2 separate regions of the Homo sapiens genome follow, and region 1 is linked to region 2. A link is a loop called in an ENCODE intact Hi-C map of the cell type or tissue named here. Cell type or tissue: HCT116. All regions are shown on one strand.

Evidence for each region. Hi-C counts contacts between places; a loop is a spot of excess contacts. Peaks named below come from ENCODE experiments on the same cell type or tissue, not always from the same donor. Only the 100,000 strongest peaks of a DNase experiment are listed, where the experiment ranks them.
Region 1: it touches region 2 in a loop (9-fold over the local background); 70 of 110 quality-filtered maps call a loop at or near these places.

The regions. Positions count from the first base shown.
Region 1 is chr13:36,732,246-36,740,245 of GRCh38, reverse strand. The region is part of intron 3 of LOC102723490 (a long non-coding RNA gene); the gene reads left to right. It also overlaps the pseudogene GAPDHP34. Among named protein-coding and RNA genes, the nearest start is that of SERTM1, 62 kb to the right of the region's middle. In HCT116, CTCF peaks have their summits at 3,721 and 3,928 (motif pointing right); a DNase peak (open chromatin) is centred at 3,905.
Region 2 is chr13:36,278,176-36,286,175 of GRCh38, reverse strand. It overlaps CCDC169-SOHLH2 (CCDC169-SOHLH2 readthrough), which reads left to right. Exons shown (of 16, transcript NM_001198910.2): 2 at 2,474-2,584. The coding sequence starts at 2,570. CCDC169 (coiled-coil domain containing 169) reads left to right here. Exons shown (of 8, transcript NM_001144981.3): 3 at 2,474-2,584; 4 at 2,667-2,707. Among named protein-coding and RNA genes, the nearest start is that of CCDC169, 16 kb to the left of the region's middle. In HCT116, a CTCF peak has its summit at 3,137 (motif pointing left); a DNase peak (open chromatin) is centred at 3,165.

The DNA of each region.
Region 1 (8,000 bases), 450 kb before region 2:
CTTCCCACTGATGATGAGCGTCCCATTCCTATCCTTAAAGATTCCATTGAACTTGACATAGTGGAATCAACTTGGAACATGAGGACCATGTAGTTGAAAACAATGAAGGGATCATTGGTGGCAATAATGTTCATTTTGCCAGTGTTGAAAGGAGCCCTGTAACCAGACACCTAATACTGCCAAATCTATTGACTTCAACCTTTACAATGGTGTTACATGAATGCGGCTGGCACTGCACAAAAAGCTGCAACTGTCTGTCCAGTGGAGAGTAGCAGAAAGTGCAGTGGGGAGTTATTGTCCCAATTTATAGAAAGGGGTTGAGGCCTAAGAGACATTTTACATTTAGTATACATAGGACACAACTAATATATTCTGTGAAATTATTCATGAGAGTGACATCCCTGGCATGTAATGGATGAGAAGGAAACTTGCCTAGAAGGGCAGGAGTGGGGTTGGGCTTGTGGCTGAAGCATGGGAGTATAATGTTATCACCTGGGAAGACTGGTATGGTCAAGGGCCTATCCTTGACTTTAGGATAGGCCTGTGGAAACCCTGAGAGCACCAGCCAGAACCAGGTCACCATCCAACCCTTCTGTCCTACAACCCTTCCTTCTTCCTGGTCCCATTACTCCCCAAAGCTGCCCACCCCCAACCGAAATGCCCTGACTTAAATTCAAGGGGCTTTCTTTGCTGCATCCCTCCTGCGCTTTATACCTTGGGAATATAGCTGTCGGCCTTGATCCTCCCTGGTCATCGCCTGGTTGAGAACAAACATGTCTCAATAGCAACCTAATTATTATGTAGGTAAGTCAAGAGATACTTTTGAGAATTTAAAGGGGTATAAATGATGGAGGTGGTAGTTTCCTCCATGGCCTTTCTCACAAACTAGAGATAATGAGGTTCTATAGATTACACTTCCTCATGTATTTGACGAGGAAGTAAAGACTTGCTAATGTCTAGCATTTACCGTTATCGCTTTGAATTCACACACTATCCTTTTGCTTTAAGTTTAAAACACTCTGTATGACATTTTCTCAGTTTTGAAACCAGACTCTTAACTCTCAAGGAATTTTGTTAGGTTGCAATAAGATTTGTACTTTGCATTCTAAGTTGAATGAGAAGTGGTGCAGAAAGAGAACATGTTCACATCCAGTCATTTAAAAAATTAATCTTGGGCATAATCCTTCTAAACAAGCATCCCAGTACAACACTTAAATGCTATCCAAACCTTAGATAAAACAAAATATGATTTTGATCAGTCATAATGAATTAGTAAAATGTCAGTCTGTGTTATTTTCAAATGAGATAGGAAATGCATAATGGCTGGTAAATTGCCTTTCATTAGAAAACCACAGAATAAAACTGTAAGCTTTTTCTAAGTATTTATTTCTGAATTTACATAGTTTTGATATATTTACCAACCATGCTTATGCTTCCTGAGTTATTAAATAGATAAGCTGCTTTACAGAATGAACCAAACTATAAACCAATTAAACTTTACTAAGGGGCAAAATTCCCTGCATTTTTCTATGTTTTTGAGTTTCATGGCTGTGTGACTATCCCACTCTCCCCATCCTATCAACCTTCATTTATTGAAGATTTTGCCATCTAATTCACAGAAGGCCTGGCTTCCAGAACTCCTGCCATAATTATAGATAGTATTAATATTCTGGTGAAGAATCCATCCAGACTTTAACTTGGTCTCCTTAACGTTTCACTTTTACTTCTATTCTACATGAGCTATCCATCCTCAACTTCATTCTCACCAAGAACAACTTCATTTCTGAAGTTGCAAAGGTCAATATGAAAATAACCTGTGACCACAGCCTTTTGGTTCTCCAGCTTTTACCCACCATGCCCAGCGAGTCCTTTGGTTCCCAAGCTCCCATTCCCCTCATTGCTTCGCTTCCTTCTATTCCATCCCTGGCTAGAAACGAGGGAGCATCTCTCAAACTGTTCTCCTGCCTGGGCCTTCATTTCTGCCAGTGGTATCACCCTGCTGTGTTCTGACCATGGTTAATGTAAAACTGGCCTTTTCTGTCCCTTGAAGCAGGTACTGAATGTTGTTGGAGGAAATCACAGGTCGTTGTCACCACATACTTTTGGTCTCCAATCTCAGTGAAATGCTCAAAGCTATCCTTTGGCGATTCTCCAGGGAACAGCCTCTTGCTTTCTTCCCAGGGATTCTTCCCTCTTCCTTAAGCCCCAACCTCCCTGATGACATTTCCTTTCTCTCGGCAGATGACACTGCCTCATGCTTCATTCACAGTGAAAGGCAGACGCTTTCAGGCACAAATATCACCACTTCTATTCCTCAGGGTTCCTGCTTTTCCCGTGAGGCCACTTGGTGGACACATATACTGAGATCTCAGCTAGACAGAAGGGATTTGTATTTAACTGAGGCAGAGTCAGGGTCATTATATCAGGATGTCGGAAAACATCTTTTTGCAGCTACCTTTGTTCTGTTTCATAGCAACTAGCTTTCCAGCTCACAGATAATGAAAATCAGGACTGGGTAAGAGAGTGGGTTATTTACTCCACGGGTATTTGTTGAGCACACATTATGGAAATAGCCCTTAGGCCCCATGGACCCAATGATATCAACAGTGTCTCATTCACGTTTCATAGATGCTAACTGAATGAGTGAATTAGATAAATGAATGAACAAATGTGGTAAACAATCCCTGAAGTGAAGTAATGAATGAAAAATTAAGTGCAAGTTGAGTATCCCTTATCTAAAATGCTTGTGACTGTGTTTCAGATTTCAGTATTTTCAGATTTTGAGTATTTGCATATACGTAATATCTTGGAGATCGGACTTAAATCTAAACACAAAATTTATTTACATTTCATATACACCTTATATGCATAGCCTGAAGGTAATTTTATATGATATGTTTAATATTTTGTGCATAAAACAAAGCTTGTGCTAAGTACTTATGTGTGGAACTTTCTGCTTGTGGTGTCAAGTCAGTGCCCAAGAACATTCAGATTTTGGAGCGTTTCAGAATTTGGGTCTTCAGATTAGGCATGCACAACCCGTATAAGATGCGTAAGAAATTTTTCTGCTCAGAAGGAGCATATACTCTAATTTAGAAATACCTTAATATGACATTATATAATAAAGTTTTGAAATGTGTGGAATTAAAAATTAGAGACAAGATAATGTATAAGAAGGTGCTAATTATATAGTCCAGGCAGGGTAATTCAGGCAGAAAAGTTCTTTTTCCTTTTTTAATACAGGAGAGATCACATTATTCAGCTTTGCATTTTCTAGGTTCACAATATATCTCAGGAAAGAGAAAGAATAAATACTTCATGTTGCTAGAGAAAGGGGATGTTGGACCATGAAATTTAAGGCAATATAGAAAGAAAAAGGGAATTTCTTCTAGAGAGCACGGCTAAAGGAAGACCATAAAAAAGGCAATGTGAAAATTGTGGGCAGTGAAAATTGTATCTGGGGAATGACAAGATCAGTTTACCTTGTCCATCAAATTTGATAGATAGAACGTGTGTGTGTGTGTGTGTGTGTGTGTGTGTGTGTGTGTTACAGAAATTCCAACTTAGGGACTAGTTTGTTAGAAATTTAGTAATACTATTGGGACCCACCTTAGAGCACAGTTATGATGGTGCACTCATATTGGAAGAAAAACACTTTTGCTTATGATTATATCCTGGGAGCTTGCAAGAATAAGTCATCTATTCTTGTTCAATAGTTAGTAAAGAGTTGATGTCCCTAATAATTACACAGAAAACTTGCAGAGCCTCTTTCGGATGCGAGCTGATGCCCTAAAAGCTTTGGGACATATAAATATTTACAAGAAAATCTCAGGGTGGGCAAATGAAGGCATGCATAAGCAGTTTGTAACACATAAAAACTCGATTTATAAATATTTCATGTTAATATGTGGTCACCACCAGGGGGCGAATTCCTTTCCACTTGCAAAAATAGCTGCCAGAGGAAAGGAAAACTGCTTCCACCAGAGCTGGTGGAGAACAAAAATCCCTTCTCTGCTTTACAGAGTCATAGAAGATAGTGAAGGTCTCCTCTTTTGCCAGGGGTAGGTTTATATAGGTTTCTAACATTAATTGCATTTCCCCCATAAAAATGTCATAAATAATGGTTAGGTTTGCAGGATGATTCCAAAAGCAAAAAATTAAAATATATTTTAATACTTTTAAAAAGCCACATATACACACATATATGAATGTATTTATATGAATATAGATAATTATGTATAACATAAAATTATTTATAATTTTATGGAAAATTTTATTTGCCTAAGTACAAACTTTCAGAACTCAACGCATTTATATGAGAATGCCTATTCTTTCAAGGCATTAAATAAATGCCAAATGAACAGCGGGTATGTAGTCACCCTTAAATATTTTCCTATCTTCTTAAATGTAGAATTACTTATTAAAGAAACAATAAAGAATTGCCAATACATTTCAAGATAACCTATTTTTTCCTTTTATGAAGGAATAAGTGTTTAGCTTTCTTTTTGCAGCTTGATAAAAAGAGACTAGCCTCCTCGCCTTCATCCCCATCCCCAAGCACTTGATCGCCATTGTCTGAGACTAAATTATAAATGTTCCAGCTAAAGTTAATAGTGAGCTGTGCTGTGCTTATCAAACAGCTTCAGGCTCTGCCAATACCCTCTGTACTACAAACACAAAGGGACATTCATTATATGTCAATTTTTTCAGCCTAATTTGCTCCCAAAGCTATCACAGGTAGAAATTACTGTTATTAGTATCATCTTCAAACAGGAAAGACAGACGGTATTAGCAAGGTCCTTTACCTGTTTTGTAGCAGTGCTTTGACATTACTGCTCAGTGTGACCAATGTCTGTGGCCCTCCCTTCCCATGGAGACCCTGCCCTTTGCAGATTTCAAAATCAGTCTGGTACCTCCCTCCACTTAGAGCCAGTTGGGTTATAAGCCACTAATGAGTATTTTGTTCCTTCTTAAGCAAACAGAAGAAACATAGTTCTCATCCATCTGCTATGGACTGAATTTTACCTCCCTAAATTCATATGTCAAAGCTCTAACCCCCAATGCATTTGGAGATGGGGGCTCTGGGTGATCTTTAGGTTTAGATGAGGTCATAAAAGTGGGCCTCCTGATGGATTATGTCCTCATGAGAAGAGGAAGAGGCCTCAGAGCTTGCTCTCTGCCATGTGAGGACACAGCAAGAAGTGTACCATCTGCCACCAGGCAGGTAGCCTTCACCAGAACCTGACCATGATGGCTCCAGGATCTCAGACTTCCAGCCTCCAGAACCGTGAGGACTAAGTGTCTGTTGTTAAGCCACCCAGTCTACGGCATTTGGTTAAGGCAGCTAAGACAATAATATCTGTAATATCTCAGATCAACTTTTTTCCTTCAGTATATGTTTAGTAGGAAGCATTAGACACATGAAACCCTATTCGTGTAAGGAGTACTACTTCACTATGAAGAGTGACTCATCATCCAATCTGGAGCTCTCAATTAGGCATGATAAAATTGGCTGCAGGCAGAACCTCCAATGGGTCAAGGGGCAGCCTGAAATTGTATCAGTGTTGTATAAAAGTGCATTTTTGCAGGGAGGCAACTAGAGCGTCCTCAAATTTTCTGGTTAGAGTCCCTATGAAGTTTAACAGCCACTTATCTAGATTTGTTTCTCCTCTGACTTTTTGTTTTTCTCATTGAGCTGACATCTGATAAAGAGTATCAACTCTAGGATTATAAACATTGGGGTTGAAAGCTTGATTTCTTTGCCACTTAATAGCTGTGTAATAAGGGCAAGTTTCTTTATTTCTTTCTTTATCACGCAGTTTCCTCACATGTTGTATTGGCTGTTCTTGCATTGCTATAAAGAAATACCTGGGCCGGGTGTGGTGGCTCACGCCTGTAATCCCAGCACTTTGGGAGGCCGAGGCAGGTGGATCACGAGGTCAGGAGATAGAGACCATCCTGGCTAACACGGTGAAACCCCGTCTCTATTAAAAATACAAAAAATTAGACGGGCATGGTGGTGGGCACCTGTAGTCCCAGCTACTCGGGAGGCTGAGGCAGGAGAATGGTGTGAACCCAGGAGGCGGAGCTTGCAGTGAGCCGAGATGGCGCCACTGCACTCCAGCCTGGGCGACAGAGCAAGACTCTGTCTCAGAAAAAAAAAAAAAAAAAAAAAGAAATATCCGAGACTGGGTAATTTATAAAGAAAAGAGGTTTAATTGGCTCACAGTTCACAGGCTGTACAGATAGTATAGAACTGCCATCTGCTTCTGATTAGGCCTCAGGGAGCTTGTACTCATGACAGAAGGTGAAGGGGGAGCAGGCACGTCACATGGTGAGAGCAGGAGCAAGAGAAAGGTAGGGGGAGGTGCCACACACCTTTAAGCAACCAGATCTCATGTGAACTCACTTATCACCAAGGGATGGCCTAAGCCACTCATCAGGGATCCACCCCCATGATCCAAACACTTCCCACCAGGCCCCACCTCCAACATGAGGGTCTACATTTCAACATGAGACTTGAGTGGGGACAAACATCCAAACTATATCACCTGTGAAATGGAGTGTTAACTAATTCCAACCTACAGGGCAGGTGGGATTTTCAATGAGCTATAACAGGGGTTCTAAAATTTGAGGGTGCATCAGAATCACCTAGAGGGCTTGTTAAACCCCACACTACTGGCTCCCACCCCCAGAATTTCTGACTCGGTGGAGGATGAAGCCTGAGGATTGGCATGTCCGACCAGTTCCATGGTGATGCTCAGTGAGTCCATGAGCAACGCTGCTGGTCTAAAGACCACACTTTCAGAACCACAACTTTCCTCCTGAAACACTCATGGAAACCTGGCCCTCGTGATTTATTTGTCTGTTTCTTTGCCTGATACCTGGATAAATCCTTCTGTTGCTCTGTGGTGCAACCCTTCATTTCAGTATCCAACATCTGAAGTTCCAGCTCAGACCTTCTGAGCCAGCAAGACTGCTGGGTTCAGTCTGACCTCACTGGTAAAGAACAGAGTGGGTTTTCAATGTCTAATAGAAATACACTGCATGGCACATGTAATTCTAAATTTTCTAGAGGCCACGTTAAAAAAAGACTAGTAAAATGAATTTTAGTTACATATTTTATTTAACCTAATATATCATCAATGATAGGATATTATCATATTAACATATTAACGATATGGACATTATTAATAAAATATTTTTCTTTTTTTGAACAGTCTTAGAAATCTGGTATGTTCTGGTATGTATTTTACCTTTCTAGCGCATCTTCATTCAGACTAGCCCCATTTCAGGTGATTAAGAGTCATATGTGGTTCGTGGCTACCAGGCTGGGTGGCACAGTCTTAGAGTATTTGTAAGTGGGAGAAAACTGCTGTGTATTCTCAGAGTAAAAAACTCCCCAGAGAGTACTGGGTTCTTTATGTTATAGACTCTTCTGTCACCAGAGTACCATAACCTCTCCAAAGGCCAGGTGTCCTTGCGTGAGAAAACTGAAGGCCTGGGCCTGGGATATTTTTATAGGAAGTTGCACATTTCACTAGGCAAAGAAAACATTCTTAGATTTCTCTTTTAATGCCCCTAAAATAGTCACATTTCCAAAATAAGGCTTTTCTGCTTTGAAATTGAACTCATAACATACCCACTGATTCTGATATTTCAGTTGGGTCCAGGAGTGGTGAATTCACTGCTTTTAATTCTTCCTGGGAGAAATTCTGGGAGACCATTTTGAATAGGCAAATTGCCACGTAGGTAAATTAGAGTCACTGTCTTCGAATTCAGCTTCCCCCAGACAGCAATAGCCAGTGCTTACCCCCAGGAAGTTAGAGCCTACCCACCCCAGAGAATTTTCACAGCAGATGTGGTTGAGTACTTCATAATGAAAATGCTCAGTCTAAATTTACGTTTTCTTCTTAGACAACACTGAGACTTATTTTTGCCATTTTTTCTCATTTCTGCGAAAGCAGTTCTTAACCCATAATATTACCTTTGTAAATATC
Region 2 (8,000 bases):
CCTAATATCCTAGCCATGGGTCAGCTAGCCATCAGCAACTAGTATTCACAGGTGGCCCTATGCCCCATCTGATAGAAACCAGACTGGCAGGCTCAGGCCCTGGAGCATACAGCACTCACCATACGGGACACTAAAATTGTAACCAGCAATTGTAAGTGCTGATTGCATAGTTCAATTAACAAAAGCGAGGTCCAGTAGAGAGAAAGTGACTTCATTGACCAAAACTAATAATGGACAAGTGGCCAGATTCCCATCCAAAATAACCATGTCCAATTTCTAGGGAAAAGGCAGGGGGCTTTCAAAGGGAAACTTAATATGGGAGGCATGCAGGAGTTGTGCTGGTTACAAGGTCTGTGTGTCTTGTTTTGGTGTCTATCTTGGGTCTTTTGTGTTGTCCCATGTTGATGTTGGGGTTAATAAAGCCACTTTATGCCAGACCTTGCTCTTATTAATTGGACTCTGTAAGTGGCAAGCAGCCGGATTCCATTTGGTTACGACTGTATACTAATAGGTCGGTCTATCTATCTATGTATCTATGTATCTATGTATCTATGTATCTATCTATCTATCTATCTATCTATCTATCTATCTTATTTTATTTTTTTGAGAAAAATTTTTATTTTTTTGAGATGCAGACTAGCTATGTCACCCAGGTTAGAGTGCAGTGGCACAATCTCAGCTCACTGCAACCTCTGCCTCCCGGGTTCAAGCAATTCTTCTGCCTCAGCCTCCTGAGTAGCTGGGATTACAGGCACCTGCCACCATGCCTGGCTAATTTTTGTATTCTTTAGTAGAGACGGGGTTTCACCACATTGGCCAGGCTAGTCTTGAACTCCTGACCTCAAGTGATCCACCAGCCTCAGCCTCCCAAAATGGTGGGATTACAGGTGTGAGCCACCGTGCCTGGCTGGCTTGTCTATATTTGATAATTAAATTTGATGATTGACTTAAAAGTCAATAATATTTTTAAATAAAATGGTGTCAAAATTTATAAACTGTACTCAGATGTGCCAAAAATAAATTGCATTTTTAATTTTTTGGTAACCATTCTCATCTTGCTCTGAAGAATCCGTTACCATGTTAGGAAAGGGGATACCATGACAAAGGGAGACTTTAGGTAGCAAGTTATAAAGATGATTCCATACAGTTGAGCTCTACTGTATCTTTTGGGTAAATGTTTAGTCTTTCAGGGCTTCTCCTTTCTTCTTGTACCTTTCCAAAGCTTTTGGGTTAATGACTTTCAGTTTCAGTATGGGAGGGGGTTCCATCCCCTTTGGTAGACCGCATTTGCATAGAGATGAGGGTGTAAGGGAGACCTGTGTCAGGGCTGAGGAGGTTGGTAGTGGTATGTGCTAATACTCTTTCTCCTTAACTCTTCCACTAACTGTTATGTAGCAGCAGTTATTTCAGACCTGTGAAGAGCATTTAAAGTTGAAAAAGAAGCCATCTTTTTGCCCTCTACAAAGCCTGACTTTAAAGACTCGAAAAAGTTAGCTTTGGGCTTTGAATCTGAACAAAGACCTTTTAATTTTAGGCTGTATTCTTCTTTTTCCCCAGACATAAGGAAAATGCTTTGACTTTAATAGCTAAAAGGGTTTAGTGAAAGAAAACTGCTTAAGGTTAAGAGAAAATGCCTGAGAAGATAGCTAAATGTACATTGTTCCTTCAGCTTAGGAGTTAAGAGGATATGATTTCAAAGGCAGATAAAACTGGATTAAAAACCCGGTTCCCTTATTTATTAGCTCTGTCATCTTAAGAATGTTATTTGACATTGACATCTTTGAGCCTTGGTTTCCTCATCTTTGTAAAATAGGTGACTACATTTCTAAAATGAGGATTAAATTACTTAATGTATGTGAAGCATTGTGTGCTTTACACACGGCAGACACGTAAGTGATAGTTATTCAGCAGACTTCAGAATTGCTTTCAAAGGAAAAAAAATGAACATGACATTGGATAGGTTAGTAATGTTTAGGATATTTTATATACACATAAACATATATAAAATGTATAAATATATAAATATGTATTTCAAGTTTCCTTGGAACTTGAAATATATATATTTATGGATATGTATATGAAATATCATATATGAAATATATGGATATTATATATATGGGTATTTCAAGTTCCAAGGAAAGAAACATGTCCTGATATTCCCTCTAATTGAATTCATTGTAAGGATGCACAAGAAGTAAAAGAAAAAAGCAGGTGGGAAGTAGGGAAGAAGAGGAATTGCAGTAGTTGTGATAAGGTTTGGCTGTTTGGTAGCCTGAGTGTGAGTCTAATTCTTGCAGTCTGGAAAATCTTACTAACAGAAATACAGACTTAATAACTATTTCCTTCTAGTTGATCTGTATTGCCAATAAAGTCAAATATAGTAATAGAGTAAGATCAAGCTCATAATGTTATTTTAATGAATAAATGAGAGGTGGTGGGGTGATCTTGATTGTTTCTCCCTGTTTTTACTCAGGTAGTGAATGGAAAACCCGTTATGAGACACAACTTGAATTAAATGATGAACTAGAAAAGCAAATTGTTTATCTCAAGGAGAAAGTGGAAAAAATCCATGGAAACTCTTCAGGTACAAAACCAATCATATGTACATTTTATAATTTGAGTTAAAACTGATAAAACATTAAGTGCTCATATTTGATTTATTGTAGATAGACTATCTTCTATTCGTGTCTATGAACGAATGCCAGTGGTGAGTAGAAATGTGATTAAACACAAAGAATAATTGAAGGAAATTATGTCTATTTTTTCCAGACGTATTTCAAAGAGAAGTTTGAAGACTAGCGCAAGGTCCAAATAAACTGTTTTGTTCAAGGGATCTGTTTGAAGGACAACAAATAATTTTTGAGTAGCTATAGGTGGAGCACTAAGTTGCCAGCTATATTCACAGGTGTCCTGAAGAGCAGAGCATGTATAGATATTGCTTTTTGAATCACCGCCAACCTTCAGAGAAAGATATAGACAAATACTGTGTTTTTGCTAATAATGAATTGAGGAGAAATAAGTCCTTTTGCACGCTTGTTACTTTCAACCCAGACATGCCTTTATTTCCATATCTTGGAAAGTCAGGAATTTTTCTAACTCGAAAAATTGTTTTCCCATGTGCTGTCATAGAGTTATATCGCCCTCTTGTGGCATTTAGAAATAGTTGCTAGGGCTATGTTAAGCTTAGTGCCTTTTCTTAATTGCAGGTAGAATTTTATTACTACCTACTGGATATAAAATATTCTGTCTACCTGCTTCTTGATAACTGAGGCTCAGTCCTAGCTCAACAGAGTGGGTATCACCACCCTTGTGGAGAGTAGCAACAAGTGCTGGTATGACTTAGTAAAATACCTTAGGGCATATCTAAGGAGCGTTTAATTGGTTTTCTAACTACTACCTGAGACTCTGGAACATATTCATGTTGGAAAAAATACATTTATTTTCCTTGATGTATTTGTGTTATTTTTGAAGAAAATGTGGTTCTCTAAGAGATTTAATAATTTAGATCCAGAGACAGAGAATTATATTTCTCCACAGTAAAGGACTGAAGAAATATTAGCACAACGAAGAGTGGGACCACAGACCAAGCAGAAAGGAAAGAGAATGAAAGTTCAGTATAAACAGAACTGGTCCTCTCTATTCTCTGGACAGGTGCTTTCATGAGTGTTTGGTACTCATGAATCCAAGAGGGGTGTGTCTGAGCAGCAGAGATTAGAAATCTAATCAAGGAGTCAGCGATAGAAGTGTCCAATTACTAAGCAAAAAGCATTGGGATCCAACAATCCTATATCCAGTCAAGAGACCCTCTTAGCTAAGGACAAAACTAAGTCTTATTCTTTGATATAAAGAATAATATTTGTGAAATTCAGACATATAATTGTGTAATGCAGACATATTTTTGGCTTCCTGTTAAATTGACAATTAGGGAAAAGGGCTTAAATTAGTTGCTTTTGTGGGATAGAGTATGAATTCAAATACCATCTGTAAATTTCCCGATTCTTTATCCTTGTTGTGGATTGTTTAGTGTTTAGGAGTAATCTGTACAGACATACTTATGAAATTGATGTGTTAGTTTGAATACTAATTTTGAATAATTTCAAACTACAGATTTGCTTATGAGTAGCAAAAGGATGGGCACTCGTTGTTGACTAGTATATGTGTAATATTTTATATGTTATTTGACAAAAATGTATAAAATGTTATCTTTAAACTATATCATTAAAGTGGACTTCATTTTAATATAATTTTATCTCTCTTTTATTGTGGTAAATATACATAACTTAAAATTTACCATTCAGCATTTCTTTTTTTTTTGAGGGAGGGTCTCACTCTGTCACCCAGGCTGGAGTGTAGTGGTTCAATCTTGGCTCACTACAGCCTTTGCCTGCTGAGCTCAAGCAGTCCTCTCACCTCAGCCTCCTGAATAGCTGGGACTACAGGCTCATGCCACCATGCCTGGCTAATTATTGTATTTTTAGTAGAGACGAGGTTTCACCGTGTGTCCCAGGCTGGTCTCGAACTCCTGAGCTCAAGCAATCCACCTGCCTCGCCTCCCAAAGTGCTGGGATGACAGGTATAAGTCACCACACCCCGCCTGTTTCAGCCATTTTGAAATGTAAAGTTCAGTGTGATTTTAATATTTTAGAAAAAATTATTCACATAAGTGAGAGTGAAGCTTTAGTCTTTGTTCTGATAATAGGTTGGTGCCTCCAACTTTTTTTTTTCTTGAGGTTCACTTTTCTCCTCTGAAGGTAAGATACGTTATATTATCTTCTAAGTGTCTTTCAGTGGGGTAATTTATTAAAATTTTATTTTAGCATGATGTATCAAGGGTTGCATTTGGCAGAATGTAAGAGAAAGGTTTAAACAAGTAAAGTTTTTTTTTTCTCTTTTCTTTTTTTTCCTCATGTGACAGAAAGTATGAGGTTTGCAGTCCAGGGGTGGTGCAGTGGCTGTATAATGCCTTCAGGAATCCAGGCTTCCCCTAAGTTTCTACTCTGCCATCCATTTGTGAGTGGCTTTTGTCCTCGTGTTTAAAGATGGCTGCTTCGCCTTCTCAGCTGCTTCACGTTATCATTCAAAAAAAGACATAGGTGAAGGAGAAATGGTAAAGGTGAAAGCCGGTCACGTCTACTCCCCTTCAAAGAGCTTTCTAAGATGCTGCACCCAGTAATTCCCCTTGACATTTCATTGGGAGTTAGAACTGTATCATATGGGCACCTTCGTGTGCATGACAGGCTAGGAAATATAGTGTTTTACTGAATATACAGGAAGAAGAGAAGAGTGGATTGTGAGCGTACAGTTGGCTGTATCTGCCACACACAAAGTCATTTAAAGTGAAGGCATTTCATTTTATGTATTCATTCAATTCATTCATACATATTCGTTCAACATGTATTCAGCTGATATTATTTGGAAAATAAAAGGTATAGAAAAAGAATATCATAAAATCAAACATATCCACTGTAGACAGTTCTGTTTTTAGTAATTTTTGTATGCATACATATTGATTAAAAAGAACAACCAAATAAATAAGTCAGCCAACAAACAAAGTGAAAAAGGATTACAGCTAGTTTTTATTGTTGTTTAAAATATAATTATAACCTTACCGCATGGACAGTTTTGAATCCTATGCTAATTGGGGTAATTAAGTCAATTATTTCATATGTTATGTTCTCTTCATGTGCATTTTTCAATGATATATTATGTTCCATTGTGTTGGAATGTGAATGTTCAATTACTTTTCCCTATAACTGGGTATTTTAGGTTGTTTCTGGTTTTAATTTTGAGTTGAAACCCACAGAGTGTATTATGGCAAACAACTCCATATTCTAGTATTTATAAATCTTCAGATCTTTGTCCCTTTTTGACTTTAAATGTTTTAATGAAAACAATTTATAGAGTTGAGATCCCTTTTATTCTCCTCCCTGTCTTCTTTTTGTTTCCTTTTTATAGGCAAGGACTACCATGAATTTGGTATATATTATTTCAGTTTATTTTTAATATCTCTCTACATGTTGTATGTATAAAAATGCATATAAAAAGTATCATACTGTGCATATCATTCTTTTACTCATTATTTAATTCCATTCATGTTAATAAAGATCTAGTAAATTTTATCAGTTGTATAGTATTTCATTATATGTGTATATCCTTAGTATATTTACGTACATCATGAATTACGTAAATTAGCCTATTTACGTACATCATGAATTTTTCAAAATCTCACTATGACAAGCATTGCCACAGTGAATATCTTTATATGTGTCTTTCAGTGCAAAGTGTTCCTCTAGGCTTAGCAAACTTTTCTGTAGATGGATAAATAGTAAATATTTTCAGCATTGCAGTTGTATGATCTCTGATCTTTGTTGTAGCTATTCAACCCTGCTGCTGTAGTATAAAGGGAGCCATAGACAACACCTAATTGGTGGGCTGTATTCTAAAAAATCTTGGTTTACAAAAACAGGCAGAAGCTGAATTTGATCTTTAGGTTATAGTTTGCCAGCCTCTGCTTTAAGGCAGTGATCCATAAACTTTGGTAGGTTATGGAATCACCTAGGGCACTTCATAAAAATACAAAGGCCAAGTCCTGTCCTTCAACCTACTTGCCACCTCTATATTTTTATTAACTCTTCAGGTAATTCTAATAAAAAAGTTTGAGAACCACTGCTTCAAGTATACATGTTCTTAGAAGTGGAATTTTAAAATCATAAGATAGGTAGATTTTCAAATTATTATAAAGTATTTCTGGGTCAGTCTGTCTAAAGACACCCCAGCTCTACAGTTAGTTCAGTATGTCTGGAATAAATAAGAGGGATGATGAGCGATGAAGCTGGAAATAATATGCAGGGGCTAAATAATAAAGGGTTTGGTATTCATGGTAGGGAGTGTGAATTTTTTTTGTATATGATAAGAAGCTATTGAAATATTTTATATAGAGGTTGAAAGATCCTCCCACCCCCACCCCAACCACCATGAAGAAAGGATTCCTCAGGGTGGGTTAGAATTGAATCAGAGAAACCAGCTAGGATGCTTTTGTCGTAGTCTAGGTAAGGGAAGGTGGGTTTTTTTTTAGCTTGGGCAGTATTATATGGGGATGGAGCAGAGGAGACAGATTAAAGATCTATTTAGGAATGAGGATTTCATGAATACTTAGATATTGGGTAAGACTGCAAGAGAATTTAATGACAATTGAGAGTTTTGGCTTGAATAACTTCATGGATTACAATGAACAGGATAATAGAAATTGAAATTAGGATGTTAGGAAATGGTAAGTTTAGTTTTGTTTGTGTGTATTACACAGGTGATAGTGGTTTGGAAGCAACTGAAAATAGTTTTGGATTATGGAAAGTTGCTTCTCTGAAAACAGAGATCACCAAGTCATAAGTGTCACATGCAGTCATGAAACTACAAGGGATTGCTCAGGAAAAATATGCAGTCTGAAAAATAGAATTGAGGTTGAAACCCTGGGGAATGCTGACATTTAAAGTGTTAGGAGGCAATTTAGGGAATATTATTGAGAAGGAAAAATATTGAGAAAGGATGGGGGGACAACTGGAAGAATGGTATCACAGAAGTCAAGAAGGGGAAGGCTTTATGAATGTTCAGGAAAAGAATGTTCTAGAAAATTCTGCTGTAGGAGAGGATAAAACACGTTGTCCAGAGTTCAGGCAAATTATTCAAAAGCGAAGAAAGAAGTGCCAATTAGAGGCTAGGACATAGGAGAAAATGTGATGTGGTGTGTAGTGGAAGAGTAGGGGTGAGAAAATGTACTGAGTATAACCTATTTTCCCTCGAAACGTAGGTTTTGGAATCAGACCATCATGGCTCAAATTCAGACTATGGGACACTGAGGAAGTTATTTCATCTCTCTGAGGCTTAATTTCCTCATCTGTGAAATTGAGTTAATTAAACTCTCATGCAGGGTTACTGTGAAGATTATTAGAGATAGATAAAACAAATAACATAGTGCCTGACATAGTAAGCTCTGTTAGTTCCTG